Regions from separate parts of the Homo sapiens genome. Here region 1 is linked to region 2. A link is a loop called in an ENCODE intact Hi-C map of the cell type or tissue named here. Cell type or tissue: PC-3. All regions are shown on one strand. Each heading gives the region's core, and the rest is flanking DNA. Links, peaks and the distances in the headings are about the cores only. Region 1 overlaps SUCLG2 (succinate-CoA ligase GDP-forming subunit beta). Region 2 overlaps SUCLG2 (succinate-CoA ligase GDP-forming subunit beta).

What was found. A loop is a pair of places that touch in the nucleus more often than their neighbours do. Peaks named below come from ENCODE experiments on the same cell type or tissue, not always from the same donor. Only the 100,000 strongest peaks of a DNase experiment are listed, where the experiment ranks them.
Region 1: it touches region 2 in a loop (4-fold over the local background); 11 of 110 quality-filtered maps call a loop at or near these places.

The regions. Positions count from the first base shown.
Region 1 is chr3:67,600,973-67,611,028 of GRCh38, forward strand. SUCLG2 (succinate-CoA ligase GDP-forming subunit beta) reads right to left here. Exons shown (of 11, transcript NM_003848.4): 2 at 8,483-8,624. Among named protein-coding and RNA genes, the nearest start is that of SUCLG2, 49 kb to the right of the region's middle. In PC-3, for the core only: a CTCF peak has its summit at 4,653 (motif pointing left); a DNase peak (open chromatin) is centred at 4,619; H3K27ac peaks cover 829 bases.
Region 2 is chr3:67,378,915-67,388,970 of GRCh38, forward strand. All of the region lies in intron 10 of SUCLG2 (succinate-CoA ligase GDP-forming subunit beta), which reads right to left. Among named protein-coding and RNA genes, the nearest start is that of MIR4272, 160 kb to the left of the region's middle. In PC-3, for the core only: a CTCF peak has its summit at 6,054 (motif pointing right); a DNase peak (open chromatin) is centred at 6,077.

The DNA.
Region 1 (10,056 bases), core at 3,249-5,748, 220 kb after region 2:
ACCTAATATGCCAATACAGAGAAAAACAATCCAAAAATAACCACAAGAGGAAATAACACAGTCAATCTAGAGATTATCATAAAACCTTAAAATAATATTTTGGAAAAAAATTTAATATTTAGACAATGTTCATTTTATAATATAGAATTTTAAAACAAAAATTATAAACAAAACTGTACTTAGTACCTCACCAAATTTATAAACAAGCTCATTCTCTCTCAATGATGTCATATACATATGTACACAGAAATTAATATTGCTGAATGCATGTGTGCAAAACAAAAATGAAAGAAAATATGTTAATATTAGCACAGGCTTCCTCTAAGTAATGAGATTAGAAGATATTTTTTACTTATTTTTTACTTTTTTGTAATTTTCTGTATTTTCCAATATCAAAATAATGAGCATGTTCCTTTGATAATCAGAAAAGATTTGTCTAATTATGTTTAAGATTTCTTTAAAAGGGGCAATCCACCCAGACAGAGCGATCACAGCAGTGAGGTCCTATGTCATTTACCCTAGGTAAAGTTTTTCTGTTTTTCTGCATTTATAGCCCATAAAGTACCCTCTGAACTTTCAAAACTGCCAAACTTTACAATGGGGTGAGTCAAAGGCCCCCAGGGTAAAATATTTCACGGGAAAGTCCTGGAAAATGAGACCACATGCCAACATAACTTCTTTGCCCATTCTCAATGAGGTAGCTTTAAAAAAACAAGTCGGCCAGGCCTATAATCTTCCCAACTTGGCCTCCCAAAGGCCAGCAATTTGGGAGGTCAAAGTGGGAAGATCACTCGAGGCCAGGAGTTCGAGACCATCCTGGCCAACATGGCGAAACCCCGTGTCTATTAAAAATATAAAAATTAGCTGGGCATGGTGGTGCACGCCTGTAATCCCAGATACTCAGGAGGCTAAGTCATGAGAACCGCCTGAACCTGGGAGGCAGAGATTGCAGTGAGCTAAGATCGCACCCCCCAACTCCAGCCGGGGCGACAGAGCAAAAGTGTCTCAAAAAATTAAAAAATTAAAAATTAAAAAAATAAAAACAAGATAATACATAACTGCATTAATGACACACCAAAAAGACAGAAAGTAAAATTATGTTAGTTACCATGGATACACAATCATGGGCATGAAGAGATCTGGTGACACTCAGTACCAGTCCTTAAAGGAAAGTCTTTCCCTTTGGTTTAGATGAAGATTCCAGGAGATAATATTTATGAAATGCTCAGCACAATACCAGGCACATGGTAAAGGCCCAAAGCTTAAACACCACCACTATTATTTTTATTGGTAAAAGTGTAAGAAGAATTAATCCTTGCTTTAGTAGGCTGTTAAAATTGAAGTTAAGGCATTGAGTTTCAAAGTACTGTTCTCATTTGTTTCTGAGAAAACTGAAAGGAAGCTACATGTACACTCCCATAAAGCCTGCCTGCCCACAACCCGCCTTGATCTCGCCCTTCACTCTGCAGGTCTCCTGCAGAGTGGTATTCAGTGAATACCACAAGACACTTAGGGAAAAGATATTCTAGCACAGAGAAATTCTAAGGAGATGACCAGAGAAGACCATTTATATTTGCAGACTTAGGAAGAAGAAAAAAGAACATTTTATAAAAGGGGGATCTCTTTGCAAAAATACATACAATAGAAAATGTCATTAAAAGCTACAACTTGTTGAATGGGATATCCTCTTTATAAATACAGTTAGGGAAAACCATTAATTTAAATTCAGGTGCTCCTTTAAGGAGCATTTGCAAGCGAGCATGAGCAAGTGAACATTTTCTGAATAACAATATTTATTCGTGAGCACCTACTGCCTCTGAGGACCTATGAGAAGCACTCTATCTGCATGAGACCAGGTTCTTAGCAGCAAGCAACAGAAATTAACTCTAGCTCAAATAAGCATGAACTAAATTACGAAAAAGAAATTGGGAGGCTCACATAATCACCAAGAAGGCAGGACAATCAGACTTAAAAAATGGGAAGGAACCAAAGAGGCCAACAGCAGGCAGGCACACAATCAAATCACACCACAGGAACCATCTGTCTGGTGAGGACACCACTGTTATTCCTAGAAAGCAGATACCGCTTCAACCTCTCATGGACCACATATGCCATTACCCTAGGAGCAGCTTTATATTATTGACTCCAAAGTCAAAATAATGGGCAGCTGATATGTTGGTAAAAGGAAAACTTACTTCACAAAAATCAATGTTATCCTTGTCTGTCATTATAAGACAAAAATGACCGTCATCTCAATAAAAAGGATATTAAGATCTTTTTGCAAGATCCTAACCACATGTCATAGGACAAAGCCACAACAATCAAGGAGGCTTGCAATGTATTTAATTGACTATGGGATTAATAGTACATATCAATCAGTAGTCAATGCACAACAGTTCTTTTTTTACATCAAATACAATTCCTTAATGGTGTTAAGTAATTCACCAGGCTTTAGGATGTGATTACATAATACCAAAAGAACAAGTTATCATATTGACGAATGGAAACATGTTATAGCTGAAAGCAATCAAAAGCTAGCCAAGTTCAATAAAAGCTCCTTATCTCCATTTTAGGATGCATGTCATTAGGCCAGAGAAGATTAATTTCTCCATTCATAGTTCAATTTTCTTTCCCAACAAAAAATAAAACTGAGCTTTTGAAACGCAATTTTCTTGCTTAATCAAATGGTAAGAGTCTCATGTCAACATGTGTGGAATAATTAATAAATTGTAGAGATTCTAAAAACTGAAAGATAGTGATCCTAGATATGTTTCATCTAAGTTTATATACAAATACTTTTTTAAGACAGGTATTTCCAGTTATATGAGAGACACAATCCTTCACTCACTTTCAAAGAGAACTGAAAAGGTAACATGAAGATCAGTCATTCACACAGTAGGTATTCTGTAATGATCTGTTGACTGTATTCATTAATTTAATCCATAAGAGAAAAAAAGTATGTACTTATAAGCCTCCTAAGAAAATTGTATGCAACGTAAACAACTCCTCCTTTAAAGCGTGATTATAAAAGGTGGCTCCGATAAATGGCAGCAGCAATGAATATTATCCACACATTAAAAACTTAATTCAAACAAATTTGCTCTCTCAGACATAAATCCATTTTCTATGCAAGAAAATGAGGATCTCACTCAATATCTTACCATTATGAACAGTGTTTCAGAAACAAAATGTATGCATTACCCATTTTAAACAAATGTTCAAATTAACAAGCTTTCCATAACTACACAGCAAAAGGTTCTATTTGCTCAGAGATAAAAGCAAATGAATCATTAAGAAAATATCTGCAGATTGCAGTTTCTATATATTGCACCTTAAAACCTGCCACATCTAGTTTTAATCCAATCTTCTAATTTTATTAATATGCATTTTCCATGTTTAAAATGCTGACCCACACATAAAAATCTCCCAAAAATATCATCATCAAGTTAGCAAAAGGAAAATGCTAGGGGAGATTTAATCTAATCTGACTGGATTAAAATCCCATCATCTTTGTCATTTAGCTCTACAATCTCGGCATGTTTTTTAACTTTATCTTGCCTGTTTCCTTGCTTGTAAAATGACATAAACAATGACTGAATTTGGCGACCAACTGAATATAGTAGACATGAGAGACATTAATGATGCAGAGCTATTTCAGCTGGGTAAGTAGGGTGGCGAGAAGAAGAGAAGGTTTGAAGCAACCAAGAGATGACAAGTTCCATTTAGGTCAGGTGTGCCAAAGACACTCATGAACAAGTGGTCAACAGACAACTAGGAATGCAGCTTCAGGCACAAAGAAAGAGATCTGCGAGACAATCCGCAGAGAAGTCACCCTGGAAATCACAGATATGATTAATGTCACATTTATTTTCAAAATATTTTATAAAATGTCATTTCAAAACACATCAAAATATGAATAAAGTAGGAAGGTAAGCAAATATCTTTCAATTATTTACAAATCTTTCTAATTAAAATATGAACTCTCCTAACACATGATTAACAGGATAGTTATTACGATGTCTCTGGTCTCTCTGTGAGTTAGAATCACAACAGTAGTGAACCTCCTGGAATTTGCTGCCACTGACAACAATGATGATGCTGATAGCAATAAAATCTTATATAGAACTTTCTCAGTGTTAGACACATAATCATTCTAGGCAATTTTCTCCCATGATGGTATCATAATTACAAGGTGAAGATCCCATTTTTTCAGGACAATCAGGAAGATGTGTGCATAATCCAGTTTTAATCTTAACCTCAAATCTATTTGCTAAAACTTCAATCGTGCTCTTGGTTCTGTCAATCTTGTGGTGACAAGAATGTAAATACTCTGAAGTTTTGCCAGATTCTTCTTGCTTTGCTCTCTCCAGGTAATCTCAGTGATGTGCACACAATTTTTATATTTATGATCAACTAATTTCACTTTTAACCAACTAGAATTGGTTCCATATCCTCTTCTAATGCTATAAATTTCCCCTTAGATCAAAACTATTCAACAACAGAAATCAGAGGAGACCTTCCTTCTACCAAAACTACTCACTGAGTTCGGGAAGGATTACTCATTCATTCACCAAATAAGGAGCTTGAATTTTCCAAATTCCTGTTTAGCTCTAGACAGAATCACAGGGAGGCCCTCTGTTGGCCATACCACCTTAAGGAGCATCATAGATATGCACTGGTGAAACCTGCATGCACACACACTCACACACTCCTATAAGCACACACACACAACCATGCATCATTCTCCATTCCTTTATCCAGCTTGATTTTGTCAATCCTTTTATCATTCTCAACCCTTTATCCAGTTTGTATTTCTTGAGAGCATACCTGAAGAACTAATTTTCTTTTACTTCAAATTGCTTTATTGTCTCTTTTTTTCCCTCCCTTGTCCCAGCCCAACACGTCAATGCAACATTGCTCATTCCTCCAGAGCAGAAATTCTATTAAAAGCATGATACAGCCAGGTGCAATGGCTCTCGGTTGTAATCTCAGCACTTTGAGAGGCTGAGGCAGGAAGATCACTTGAGGCCAAACTGGGCAACACAGAGAGACCCCATCTCTACAAAAAATAAAGACACAAAAATTAGCCAGGTGTGGTGGTGTGTGCCTGTAGTCCTACCTACTCTGAAGGCTGAGGTGGGAGGATCACTCGAGCCCAGGAGTTCGAGATTGCACTGAACTATGATTACACCACTGCACTCCAGACTGGGTGACAGAGTGAGACCCTGTCTCTAAAAGAAGTAAAAAATAAATACAAGTAAAAAGCATGGTACACAATCCCCAACCACAATACAATGGCTAAATAAATGTTCATAAAACCATAACTAAGAAGTCAATTAGCTCACTAAGTGCATATCTCCAGGAATATCTCAAAGAGATTAGGTGTTATGCCTAAGAGGGGTGAGGGGAGTAATCAGCTGGCCTCCAGAATTCTCTTTAAAAAACTTAGTTATACCTGCAATGCTAGTGCTTCACTGTATTTAAGAAAATAATGGGGAAATGAAGATCAAAGACCAACTTGAACTTTACATTTCTTTGCTCTCACTTCCCAATCCCCAAACCACAAGAGTATAAAACAAAAATGATCCTTTCTTATGAAAAGGCTGGAATACAGTACTAACCTTTACTGAGTCTATTATCAAAGTTCACTGAGGAGCTCTCATCCAGGTTTAGATCTTATTTTACTGGGATTTTTTCACAGTAAAAACCAATCTTGATAGCTTTTAAAAATGAAACCAATTTTCATTTATTAAAATATAAGTCACTTCAATTTCTACATTTAACATCTGAAAGTCACAAATTAATTTCTTTCTAGAACATAAATTCTATGAAGAAAAAGGGCTTGCCTGTCTTGCACAGCTGTGTCCACAGTGCCTAGTACATGGTTGACCCTCGATAAATATTTGTTCCAGAAGAGAATGCATATACATTTCAACTGACATAACATAGAAAGGGTCTGGTGTATTAGCATCTGGTAGAACTTTAAAAAGTTCAAAGAACAACAATTACTAGCTAAAGTACCTGCGACTTACTCTTAAAAGAGCATAGAAAATTAGAATATTGAAATATGGAGAGTGCTTCTATCCTAAACTCTCAACCTGTGCTACTGATACCTGGACAAGACTGAGTAGCAGACGCACAACTCTTTATTTTTAGTGGGAAATAACTGCATTCCCAAGGCTGAAGGATGCACATGCAAATCCTTCTAGTGTCCAAATGTGCACTGTCCTAGATGGTAGCCACTAGCCACATCAGTCTCTTGAGCACCTGAAATGTGACTAGTCTGAAATGAGATGTGCTGGAAGTGTAGCATTCCAACCAGGTTTCTGAAGATTGGGACAAAAAAATGAACACAAAATATCCTGTTGATAACTTTTTATATTAATTACATGTTGAAATGATGTTGTTTTAGATATATTGGAGTAAACAGAATATATTATTAACATTAATTTCACCCTTTTTTTCATTTTTTTAATGTGACTGTTAGAAAACTTTAAAATACTGACGTGGCTCACATTATACTCCTACTAGACAGTGGCAATCCAGACCGACACCTACAAAGTCTGTATGCCACAGGTGGGGATGCTCACTGAAAGGCAGACAGCAGGACCTGATCCCTAATATCTGGATCTGTAAGGAGGAAAATGAGCTAGATGTTCTACCACACAACAATCGCCCTTTGATATGGTTTGGCTGTCCCCACCCAAATCTCACCTTGAATTGTAATAATCTCCACATGTCAAGGGTGGGGCCAGGGGGAGATAACTGAATCATTGGGGCAGTTTTCCCCATACTGTTCTAATGGTAGTGAGTAAGCCTCACGAGATCTAATGGTTTTATAAATGGGAGTTCCCCTGCACAAGTTCTCGTCTGCCACCATGTAAGACATCCCTTTGCTCTTCCTTTGTCTTCCACTATGATTGTGAGGTCTCCCCAGCCATGCGGAACTGTGAGTCCACTAAATCTCTTTCCTTTATAAATCACCCAGTCTCAGGTATGTCTTTATTAGTAGCATGAGAATAGACTAATACACTCCTAAAGACTCGCAATAGCATTGGGAAATAAGTACTATTAGCTTTGACCTAAAGAAACTGAGGCAAGGACGGAGAAGGTACTTCTGCAGAATTACAAAGCTGGTAAAGGGAAGGCAAAACACTGAAGCAAAGTTAGCTTGACTTTAAAGTCATGCCCTTGTCTTTGGTCTCCTCCAGTCACTCAGAGGGTGCTCTCCCCATGTTCTAAGGGACTTAAAGAAGGATGTCGACAACTGACTCACCCTGCAAAGGCTTCTCAAGCCCTTCAGCCATGTTTCTCCCAGCCACTAACCCACAGCTGACAGAAGTGGGTGAAATAGTGACTAAAATCTCTGAAAAATTACCATGAAGCAACATCCCATGTGCTGCTATCTCAGGTAAAAGAATAAAGTTTTCCTAAATTGATGTTTTTTGCTTTTTTAAATTGCAGTTATCATTTCCTTTATTAGTTAACATGGATCACAATTTCCTTTTTGTGTTATCAAATATTGTTGAAGGCTTCCATCCACTCCCTGCACACATTATTGAACGATGCTCCACTGTTGTACTATTCTTCATTTCAAAAAGAGCTGGGATGAAAACACCCTAATGCTCATACTGTAAGAATTTCTGAGGATACACCCTCCCTAAGGGATACTGAAAAGAAAGGGAAGTTGTTTGTTGTTCTAATTTTTTTTTTTTTTTTAAGAGAGAGAAGGTCTCACTCTGGCGCCCAGGCTAGAGTATGTTAGAGTGATCATAGCCCACTGCAATCTCAAACTCGTGGGCTCAAGTGATCCTCCTGCCAAAGCCTCCAGAGTAGCTAGGACTACAGGCATACACCACCATACTAGGCTAATTTTTTTAGTTTTTGTAGAAACGGGTTCTGCTATGTTGCCCAGGCTGGTCTCAAACTCCTGGACTCAAGTGATCCTCCCTCCTCAGCCTCTCAAAGTACTGAGATTATAGGCATGAGCCACCCCACTGAGCCTGTTCTAAGGTTTTTGACACTTAGGCCAAGTGCCTCCAGTGAGTGATCCTGGCGGAACTGAGGACACAGAGGTGCCTGTGAATCTCATGCAGCATGGGTCAGGCAGGGCCCAGTCTAGAGGAAACCTCTAGGTGTGCCAGGGAAGAAAGGCTCTATTCTCCTACACCCAGGCCATCACACTGAAGGCTGTCCTGTGATTCCACATCTCCTCCCAGGTCAGCAGGACTGAAGACTCACAGGGACAAAGCTCTGAAAGCAGACCCCTCCCTTCACGCTGCAGTCACCATGTGATTCCTGCACACTTACACACATGTACATGAGGCAATCTGGACTTTTTTGCTTTTGCAGTTCTAAGCTCTCCCCTGTATCTGTCCCTGTCAGTTTAATCCACAACAAAAAAAATTAACTAGTGGGAAGCCACTACCTGTGAATTCACTGATTTGGGCAAGTGTATTTCACCCATTATGAATCAGCTTACTTAGTCTCTTAGCAGCCTCGAGAGCTTCATTTGCAGTGTCTGCTACAAAGAATCTTTGAACTCTCACTCCGTTGTCAGACATCAGTTTCTTGCTCTGGTATTCCTGCAGGTTCAGCCATCTTCTGGAGGTTAATTGAACTGCCTACAGAAATTGAAGGAGAGAGGTAAGAACATTCATTAATAGCAAGAAAAATAAAAGTCAACCTACATGGCCAGTCTTAGAGGTACTGTTGACTGGCAATCTGCAACCCAGAGTTGAGAGAAGCAAAAGAAAAAAAAAACCCACTTAAATTCATGCCTAATTATTTTTTAACAAAAACTGTTAAGGACAACTACACACACACAAATGAATGCAGGTTTTTTAAAAATGCTGAAAGCTGAGTGAGCTCTGTGATCTAGTTAACAGTAATACACAAATATCAATGTCTTGCTTTTGATATTGTACCACAACTACATGAGGTGTCAGCATTAGGGGAAGCTGGATGAAGAGTACATGGGGCTGCTATACTATTTTTGCAACTTCCTTTGAGTCTACAAGTATTTCAACATAAGTTATTTTAAAAACTGTTAAGGACTCTATTACATGGATATGGCTCCCCCCTTCTCACCCCAAATAAATAAAGAGCATAGCATTATTTTAATAACTGTATATAGACTGTTAATCATTGTAAGGTTTTTCAGGAAATTTGTTTAAACACTCTGAAGTCACTGGGCCACAGACTAATTCATTTCTTTACCACAGTTTTTAACAGAGTCTGGGTAGGGCCATTGTGTGTTTAACGAGATTATCTCTTTCATCCACCAAGGTTGAGTGCAATAACCTGAAAGACTGACTATTAATTAAACTAGTTCCTAAACTGCAACTTGTGTATTAAAGGAAATTTGCTTAAGTTTCAAGTAGAAGTGGTTTTCCAATATGCACTACGTGTTTATCTGTGTTAAAAGGACACAGTCAAAGGACACAATAACATGAACAAATAAATTCCTTACATTTTATCCAATAATATCAACAGTATTCCCTACCAAATCTGTAAGCCCCATTTTTAAAAGAAGGAAAAAAAAAAAAAACCAGGAAAAATGAATACACTTAATGTAAACTCCTTTCCATCCATGAGTCATATGCAAAGGAAACATTACTCACAAGAGGAAGGATGACAATACAGTTAATGCACAAACCAAAAAAATCAATCACACAACTGGATCACAAGACTGGTAGTACATGGACATCATCTGATACAATCCCTACTGGCTTCTGTCCACGGCTTTGGTGGATGTCCAAGGCAGTGTCACACAGATCATAAAAGTGAGGCCCACAGGGCTTCATCACATGGAGCCATTACCTTTTGGGACATCTACTGTGTCCTTAAAATGTCATTTTCTTCTGGTATCCCCAAGCTATGATGTATTCATGGAGCTCTTTTGAAATAGGGTGATTCAAAGCTCTATACCCCCACTACTAGACTGTGTTCCACTAAAGGGTAGAAAGTGTGCCTTAAACTTCTCTGTATCTCTGTGAAGAAGGTGACAGTGCTTGACATATGAAAGACACCCAAAAAATGCCACTTGGATGGCCA
Region 2 (10,056 bases), core at 4,805-7,304:
CAGTCTTTGGACCAGAAGGTAAATGACAGTTACACGTGTAAATTTTGTTTTAGACAGAGTCTTGCTCTGTCACCCAGGCTGGAGTGCAGTGGCGTGATCTCAGCTCACTGCAACCTTCACCTCCCTGGTTCAAGCAATTCTCCTGCCTCAGCCTCCTGAGTAGCTGGGATGAGAGGCAGTGGCCACCTCTCCCAACCAATTTTTGTATTTTTAGTAGAGATAGGGTCTCACCATGTTGGCCAGGCTGATCTTAACCTCCTGACCTCAAGTGATCCACTTGCCTCGGCCTCCCAAAGTCTGGGATTAGAAGCATGAGCCACCGTACCCCATGTGTAAATTTCTATCTCCTCCTGCAGAGACGTAGACTAGGCCCTTCTTCCTCTTCCTTTCTTCTTTTGAGCACCTTCCAATCTCAATGCAGCTCTAAGACCTCCAGATAGGTGCAGGAGTGGCGCTCCTGATGTCTTCCTCCATTTCAGATCCTGCTCTTTCTGGAGACTAGTTTTTTATCACGGTTCCCACTTATTCAGATAACTTCTTATTCAGTTTTACCTGAGTTCCTTTGCATGTGTATGGATGAAATGAGCTCTTGATCTTCTTAATTTTTTGAGATAACTTTAATGAGTTGTGCTTCCTTGCAACCAAGTAATCTAAATAATTTAGTTCCTTAATTAATATCCTCTTTTGCACCCAACTTAGCACCAGTATTCCCAAGGGAAAAGAAATGATTTAGAAATTCATGAGCACAAAGATGTGCTGGGCCACTGCCCTTGCTGGGCTTTCCACCCAGAGCTCTGTTGGGCTGACACCTCTCTCCACTGGGCTGACACCCATTCATTCACAAGGCATCTGTTAAATGGTATTTCTTTGGGGATATCTTTCTAATCACCACCTCCCCATGCCCCAACTAAAGCAGGGGCTGGTACAATGAACTTCTGGAGCACCTTGTATTTCTAAAATCTTACCATGGATGAAGTCTTATTGGGATGACTTACTGATGCTTCCCTCGTCCCCTCTAAACATCCACTTTCCTTTGTCAGACTTGCTTACTGGATACCTCCCAATATCCGTTAGCTAGCAGTACGTGCTGACCGACGGGGTAACTCCAGATGGATTCCCACATACAAAGTGTGCTTGACGAGAAGAGGAGTGGGCGGGTACTTTTTGATAGATCTCCTTGCTGTCCTAACAACCCTTTCCTATAGGGTTGAAATAGATACCGCAAACTGCTCAAGGTGCAATCAGGAGGGATTTTTTTTTTTTTTTTGGAGTCCTCTCACAGTTACCTAGGGGTTTTGGGAGTGGCTCCTTTTGCTGGGAAGGGCCCAGGAAGAGCTGGCTGTGCTCACTGCCCTGAGTGAGGACTCCAAGCTGTTACCACTTCTCCCAACCTGTAGCAGCTTCAAGTGCCCCAGTCAAGTGAGGCCTTGCTCCAGGCTAACACTGGTGGACAGGGCCAGGGAAGAAAGGGGACGGAGCAGTTTCCCAGAAAACCACAACCCTTCTCTCCTCCCAGCTGCTCCTTCAGTGCCATGTGAAAATGCCTAATTGCTTCATAATTCTAGGATCCACAAAAGTGAATTTTAATTATACTTGCAGTTACACTTTAATTACCACCTTAATTATTAAGCATATACTAGGCATGCTCAGAACTAAGCAGTTTTTGAAGGGATTCTCATATTCAAATATGAAGCTCATCTGTTATGAGAAATGGGTCATATGCAGAGCCATCATGACCAGGTAGAAACTTGTTACAGAAGGGGAAAGGGGGGTAGAGAGAGAGAGAGGGAGATAGAGAGAGAGACAAATGAAGAGAGAGACAAGAGACAGAGTCATGGGGAATAGCTCAAAAAGGAACAGACATAAGAAAAAAGACAGGTAGAGAATAAGAGAAAGTAAAGGAAAAAAATGAGTTTGCCAAGTGCCTTCCACACCAGCCCCTACCCTGATGCTGGCACCATCTCTTTGCAGCATTCAACCTGGTTTCTCCTTGAAGGCATAGCTCTACTGCCCACTGACCCTGCCCTTGTCGTTAACTACCACTTGCTTCCTCCTTCCTGTTGAGGGAACAACTGGAAGGGGAGGTGGGGACACGCAGAGAAGAGGGATTAAAAGGAAACCAGCTGGGCATGGTGGCCTGTAGTCCCAGCTACTCAGGAGGCTGAGGTCAGAGGACCGCTTGAGCACAGAAGGTCAAGGCTGCAGTGAGCTGTGATTGCACCACTGCACTCCAGCCTGGGCAACAGAGTGAGACCCACTTCTATTTTCAAAATAAATAAATAAATAAATAAAATAAAATAAAATAAAATAAAAGTAAAACAGCAGAGAGTGGAAACAGGTTATTGAAAAAGAAAAGGAAGAAAAGAATTAGAGGAAGCCTTGGAAATGACTGTGAGTTTCTGCATTCCTTTTTTGCAAAATGATATTATTTGAGTATTTAAGGTTATTTTCTTCTTAATTCACCAAGTGTCTGACATCTATTCCCCAACCCTCTCCCTGCCTTTACTTCTAAATAGAAATTATCATAGCTGCTTTAAACTCTGACATGGAATTAAGTGTTCTAAAGAGTGTTTATGCCTGTGCACAGAATTACAAAGGAAATTGATCTCCTTCCCACATTTAAATGGTGCTACTGACATGTTCTAATATTTATTAAATGCTACATTGCTTTTTAATGAGCCTTCAGGACAACACTTTTAATAACCACCTGTACAGATAACTGATCAACTCATGCTGGTGGAACCTCAGGCACTTCTTAATATCTGCTTGTTGAGAGCCACTCAGCTAAATGGTTATCTACCCACTGCAGGCCTTAAAAATGGAAAATCAAAGGGGAATGAGTTTAAAATGAAATCTTGCTCTACTACTAGGGGATATTATAAATAATAACAATTATTAAAATGTTAAAAATTCGTGACCTCCTTGGCATGTTACCAGTGACTTTCTGCCACTGGGTGGAGTAAGAGAGCTGTAAACAAAGATGCAAGGTTAATTTATCAAAATTTCTTCTTCGCTTTTATTACACACAAGAGAAAATAAAGGTAGTGGGCACATGGTACAGGATTTTGTTCGCAAGGTGCAGACGCCTCCTGCCTTTTATCATAAGGCTGTGAAGAAAATCATTTTCCAGTCTGGAAATATGTAGAAACTGTAATTTAAAAGTTATTATTTTAATAGGAATTCAGTTTTTTAAAAAAGAATACAGTAGTTAGCACTTATTGAGTACATATTAGGTGCAACAAATGTTTGTTGGATACATGAGTTAAGGGATTTACAAGTATCATGAAACTTAATCCTCAGAGCAACCCTGCAGTCAACATCATTTTAATCCCCATTTTACAGGAGAGGCAACAAAAACACTGGGAGGCTTCGGAACTGGCCCGACATCCCCAGCAAGTCAGAGGCTGAGCCAGGACTTGAACCCAGGTTCACCTGAGGGTAAAGCCACATAACCACGCAGCTGGCCTTTAAGTGCTAGAAGGAATTCACTAGAGGAAAATGAGGCCCAGAGATGTCAGACAATTTGCTTGGATCAAACAACCAGTTAACCCTGACAGGTCTGATTCTTGGTCTAGTGCTCTGAGTCAGGGCTGGCAAGTTCTAGTTTTTGGGCAAAATTGAGCCAGCTGCCTCTTTTTGTATCACCTGCAAGTTAAGAATAGGGTTTACATTTTCAAATAGCTGGGAGGAAAAAATCACAGGAACATTTTATGATACATGAAAGTTACATGAAATTCAAATTCCAGCATCCATAAATAACTTTTTCGTGGAACATAGCCAAACTGATTTGCTTCATCAGTGGCTGTTTGCGCTTTGCAATGGGAGGAGTCAGTCGCTGTGGCACAGACAGCATGGCCTCGAAAGCCTAAAGTATTTCAGCCCCTCTGCTGGAAGTAACTGAGTTTTTTTCTCCCCACTGGGAGAGGGGAATTCAGTGGAAACAAGCCAAATTCTCTAAAGCAGCAAATTCCTCCTCAAATGTCCACTGCTCCTGTACCCTTGCACCTCCTTCCTTAGTCTCCTTTCAAGTGGCAATTAGATAGAGGAGGTCCATTTTCTTGGTGACCTGTAAATTTAGATAACTTTTCATGTCTCTTTTGCCTTGTTACTTTATGTCAGAAACAGAATAATTCATTGAGAATCAGAGGCAAAACTTCTGCTATGTCAGCAGCTCTTATTTCTTTGAGATGATATGTGCCTAATACCTAGCACCGTGCTTGGCAGCCAACAGCATTGGCCATCCATGTGGCCTCAGTCGAGATACTGACAAGGGTTTAGATAATAATAAGGATAGCTAACATTTACTGAGCCAAGGACTATTGCAAATTATTTAAAAACTCATCTGCTCCTTACAGCAACCTTATAGAGTTGCCCTATTTTTATTCCATTTTGCAGAGGAAGAAGCTGAGATTTTAAACCCGGTTCTGTTCCCAAGTAGCTGAACAACCTGGGGAAGTTACTGCAGCTTTGAGGCTTTAGATTTCTCCTTGAATGTGAATCATATCTAAATGCTTTGTACCCCTAACATTTTATGAAGATTAAAGATGACATAAGATATTCTGTGTGGCTGTATTGTATCCACACCTAATCTCCTCGATGATTTCTTCTCGCACAGTAAGAAGAAATCAACACTCGAGGTGTGAATGTGATAGTTATTCGGACCATCACAGCAGGAGCCCCCAGCTCCAGTGGCAGGAAGCCAATGGCTAAGTTCTTCTCTACACGGTTTCAAAGAATGGTGTGTATGTGCTATGATCATGCAAGCAAGGTTTAGGATCAAGTCTAACATATTCACTGAGAGCTGATGCTACGTGCTTATGCTTTCAATTACGTTAACCCTTGAAAAAAAGCAACATAGATACTAAACCAAAGTTAAAGGAGCCTTAATATTAAACAAGAATGGAATGAACCCTCTGGCAAGCAAGAACACCTTACACTTCTGTGCTCACCTGCCATCATCTGCTAGGGATAAGACAATTCTTTTAAAGAAGGGATGTTTTATACACCCAAACATCTGCATGTGAATTTACCTTTCATGCTTTCCTTGAATCTTCCTCCTAGCTTTCAAGCCATGCATACTCTAATTTACGGATGATTTAAGAAATTTTCAAAGGTAATTTTAACAGTGTGAGACTTTTGTCGAAAATGCTGACTTTGGTCCACCATTACTGCCTAGGACAGAATCACATTCATCACTGTGTCACTCAGTGTGATTCTGTCCTTACGTGGGGAAATGACTGAGTGGACCTCATTGCTAATATTTTCCTTGGGAAGAAGTCAGATTCTCAGAGCTTAATATTGCCTGCCAAATTCTTACTTGACTCTCACGAGACATTTCAGAGCTTAGGGGAAGGGAGATTTAGATAGAGATAACGTGAGGATTTTCCAGAATTCTAGGTCTTGCTGCTGGCCTCTTTTCTACACTAGGGATCTGCAAGCTATAGCTCACGGACCAAATCTGTTCCACTATCTGTTTTTGTTAAAAAAAGATTACTGTGACACAGCCATGTCCATTCCTCTACCTATTGTCTACTGCTGCTTCAACACTACAATGGCAGAGCTGAGTAATCACAACAGGGAATATACAGACACAAAGCCTAAAATCCTGCCCTTTACAGAAAAAGTTTGTAGACCTTTGCTCTATACAATCCAAATTTCTGGCCTTGTGGCTAAAGGGTCAGGTGAAGACAAGAATCATCTTCATCTGGTGTTTCCCAGCTTGCAGTCCCTACTTCTGACTTGATATAGTGGTAAGCAGCTATATATCTAGGAGAAAAAAACCCACCTATGGTCTCTTTGAATTGACAATGGCAAATATTGGCTCGAATTTCCACTCCCTCCACCCCTTCCCACATGTGTGGCTGGAAAGATCATAGAACTCTTTTTCCACTGAGCTGGGATATAGCCTCAGAATCTTTCTTGGCACAGCACTGCTCAGGCAGCCACTGCCAATAAAGAGAAGGTGGCATGAGATGAAAGCTGTCTTCCCTCATCTGAAACATTTCTCATGAAGTCTTTCCCCATAGGTAGTTCTGCCTCAGGACAGCCTCAAGGTGGCGCTCTCTGGAAGAGTCTCAGCGGGACACACTTAGCGTCTATAAGACACTACAGACTGAATCACCTGTAAGTCTCGTCCTGATAGCAATGTGCTCGCTCGCTCTTTTTGATGGCTCATCAAATATGACTTTCAAGTGGAAATTGAGTCAGGAAGAAATGAACTGACTAGTCACTCAGAAGATACCCGAGAGCACGCAGTGGTGTTCTGACACTATAAGGCAGCACTTAGGATATGCGAGTCCTGGTACCTGCCCAGTTTTAAAACCTCTCCTTATAAAAATGGCCACACCCACAGCTGCTGCTCAGGGAAGCAACTTCAGGCTCTTGTTCCTGAAGGGATGACCACTGCCTAGAGTGGGGCAGCTACCCGACCAAAGGCAGCCCACTCCTGGGGCAGATAAGACCTGTGATGTGCACTGGGGGATGTTTCCTTCCATGCAGAGGGACAGTCATTAGTGTAACCCCTCCTGTTCTCTTTGCCTATCACTGGCTCCATCCGGGAGTGGTGATGGTGTAGGGAGCTGACTGAATATTTGAATGGAGAAAGTTGGCATGGGTAGTCCCGCCCCTTCCTCTGGCCTTCCTTTTAGGGATATGCCACTCAGAGTGAGTCCAGGTCATCCTCTGCTCCTTGGGTTCCACCCTGGGATGGAAGGTACACTGAAGTCTAGTGGAGCCTGTGACTGGGTTTACAAAGCTGCCTAATTCTGGGGCTTAGAGTAAGGAAGCTCACTGGTGGTCACACAATAAGGTGCATCCTCCAACTACTTCTTTTTTCTTTGGTGATGAAGGTAATACTTTTGTTTCCTCAGTCTATTTTATTTCTTACTGGGATCAGAACCCAGGTGGAAAAGGATCTGTTGGGCCTCTTCAAAGACCCTAACCCCAAGGCTTGGCTGGATGGGCTGTGAACAATGGGAGCAGTGGCTATTAGGTAAGCTAATTAGGTTGGCTACCTATGGGATCTGGACTTTTAAGGAACACCGTGGGATCAGGATGGCCTTCCTGAGAGGCTAGAAGGTCTCAGAGGGACCAAGAAAAAACACAAAGGAGTGAGAAAGTCAGTTCTGTGGACCATACTCTGAGAATCACCATAGTAACAGCAGTAACAGACACTTTATTTATTTATTTATTTGAGACGGAGTCTCGCTCTGTCACCCAGACTGGAGTGCAGTGGCGCGATCTCGGCTCACTGCAAGCTCCGCCTCCCAGGTTCACGCCATTCTCCTGCCTCAGCCTCCCAAGTAGTTGGGACTACAGGCGCCCGCCACCACGCCCGGCTAATTTTTTTTTTTTTTTGTATTTTTAGTAGAGACGGGGTTTCACCGTGTTAGCCAGGATGGTCTCGATCTCCGACCTCATTATCCACCTGAATAACAGACACTTTAATATGATAACTATCCAAAAGTCTTGTACACTTCATCAACAAACTCAGATTACTATACTCAAGCAGCCCCACTGAGTCAACATCTACTGTATTAGTCTGTTCTCACGCCGCTAATAAAGACATATCCAACACTGGGTAATTGATAAAGGAAAGGGGTTTAATTGACTCAAAGTTCCACATGGCTGAGGAGGCCTCACAATCGTGGTGGAAGAGCAAGGGACGTCTTACATGGTGGCAGGCAAGAAAGGGCATGTGTAGGGGAATTCCCCTTTGTAAAACTACCAGATCTTGTGAGGCTTATTCACTATCAGGAGAACAGCATGGGAAAAACCCACCACCATGATTCAATTATCTTCCACAGGGTGCTGCCCACAACACGTGGGGATTATTACAATTCAAGATGAGATTTGGGTGGGGACACAGAGGCAAGCCATATCATTTACAGTATCATTCTTGGAACAGCTCAGTTTTCCCAAGCTCTGTGTTGCAGCCATAATTCCCTGGAGACCTTCTCAAGAAAAAGTCCAAGGATATTTTGACTCTGCTGGTGTACCCCCATCCTTTGACATGAAGACTCCCAAACAGTTGTAGCCTGTGTTGTTCTCTGTGCTTGCCTCTCTCTTTGTATCTCTTTCTTCTTCCACTCTCTGCCACTCTCCTTTCTCTTTCCTTCCCTGAGACTGTCTGCCTCACATGTTTAGATCTGCACAATATGGACTTAATAGAAATAATAATCACAAAGGAAAAATGAAAATGGCAGACACGCCAGTCAGCAAAGCCTAATATGAACATTAAAACATACTGATGAATTAAATCTTCTTAGAAGTGTAAATGCAGCATAATTGATCCCAATAAAAGTAATAAAAGGAAAATAAGTGACAAAGCTACAATGAAAAAAAATTGATCAAGGAGTCAATGAGTGCATCAGTATTGGTGTATTTCTGATTAAAATGTTGATGTCAGACTGTTTTCAGGGTCAAAGTGATCAGAGACCCTCAGATTTTAAGAGTCAACTCTTCTCCTGTTCTTAAAGGGGGAAAGGTCTCTATCAGCCAATTATATTATTGTTTGTCACTGGAAATAACTAGAAATGAATGCACACTACGATTGACCCATTCTTTCTGGGGATCCTTTCTGTGCCTGAGTTGTCACAGAGGCCCACAATTTATTAGTTATTCATACATTTCGAGAAAAGCTAGTTACCCTGCCTTAAATTTTTCCCAAAAGATTTAAAGGAGTGCATCTTTTATTTTCATACTCTGCTTAGTATTCCAGAAGAATTAAGTGATTTTTATAATACGCAGATGATATTCATGCTGAAATATGCAAAATACCACATTCAAGATTATTTTCCTTAATATTCTCTGCTGATTGCATCAGAGGTCTATCTGAGATACTAAGAAGAAGATTTGACATTTCTAAATTTGTTAGATGATCAGATTTGAATCTTTTAACTAAATGTACTTCCAAGGTTTATGCCTGTGGTTTTTTAATTAGTTAATTAGTATATTAGTAAATACCATGTGCATGCAGGTCAATGAACTTTAGGCATTAAGGAGGATCAAGAGAGATGTAAAAAAAAATGTCAGCTACTAGATGGCTGGGAAAATAAAATGGAAAAAACTAACAACATAAGACAATATCTATAAAATGGTAACAAGTGTTATCTGCTAATAGGACCTGCTTCTATCTTAGTAAAAGTAGCCATCAGGGGATCCCAGACAGCCACCAGACTGGTTTGCTGAATCTTCAGAAATATTGATAACTTCACAATGTCCACTGTATCATGAAGGAATTGAATGTGATAGCTCAGGATGAGATCAAAGAGGGCACTGCCTTCCAAATTTATGCAAAGAAAAATATACATAGTGACCCTTCTTAGCCACTACCCTCTTTCCACTATTATAGCTCCTCTCTTACCGTAAGAATCTGGGATCTTTATCAAGAGAGAAAAAGCAAGAGAGCTTTGGACATTTCTGGAGTCCTAGCTGGTGTCCTTTTCTTCCTCTTGTGGGAATTGGCATCTTGTGTGATAAACGTCCTCGGATAGATACAGGGTCTCACACTCAACATGAAACTACCAGGGATACTCACTAATATTCATATGTGTGATTTCTGTGAATGGAGCAGACCCATAGCAAGACAAGACCTATCCCAACATTGTATTGACCATGCCTAATAAAGGGAAGATGAAGCATTCTGTTATAACTGTATTCTTGGCACTGATCATAGGTGAAACAATGCAGAAATTTGAAGAAGGTATTATCCATAAAGGGAACTAAATGCAAATCAAGCCAATGCTTTTTAGACTAAGGAAATGCAGACTCCTAATAATGTGTCCCTTTAAGGGACAAAAGTCAGTGCCTAGTGTAGCTCTGCTCACTTTCATTGGCATAACCCACTTTTATGCTTATTCAACATGGACTATTATAGTTATAGTAGATTTAGAGATGTGAGTTAGCAAAGAAGTAGTATAAAAGGAGAATTTCCAAGTTGAGTCTGGAGGATAGGTAAGAATTGAATCATTGCAAAGGAAGAAGGAAGGAGTGGGTAGAGGATCAGAAGTCAGTCATCAAGTAAGTCATCATCCATACCTGAGAGTTGGTATTGGG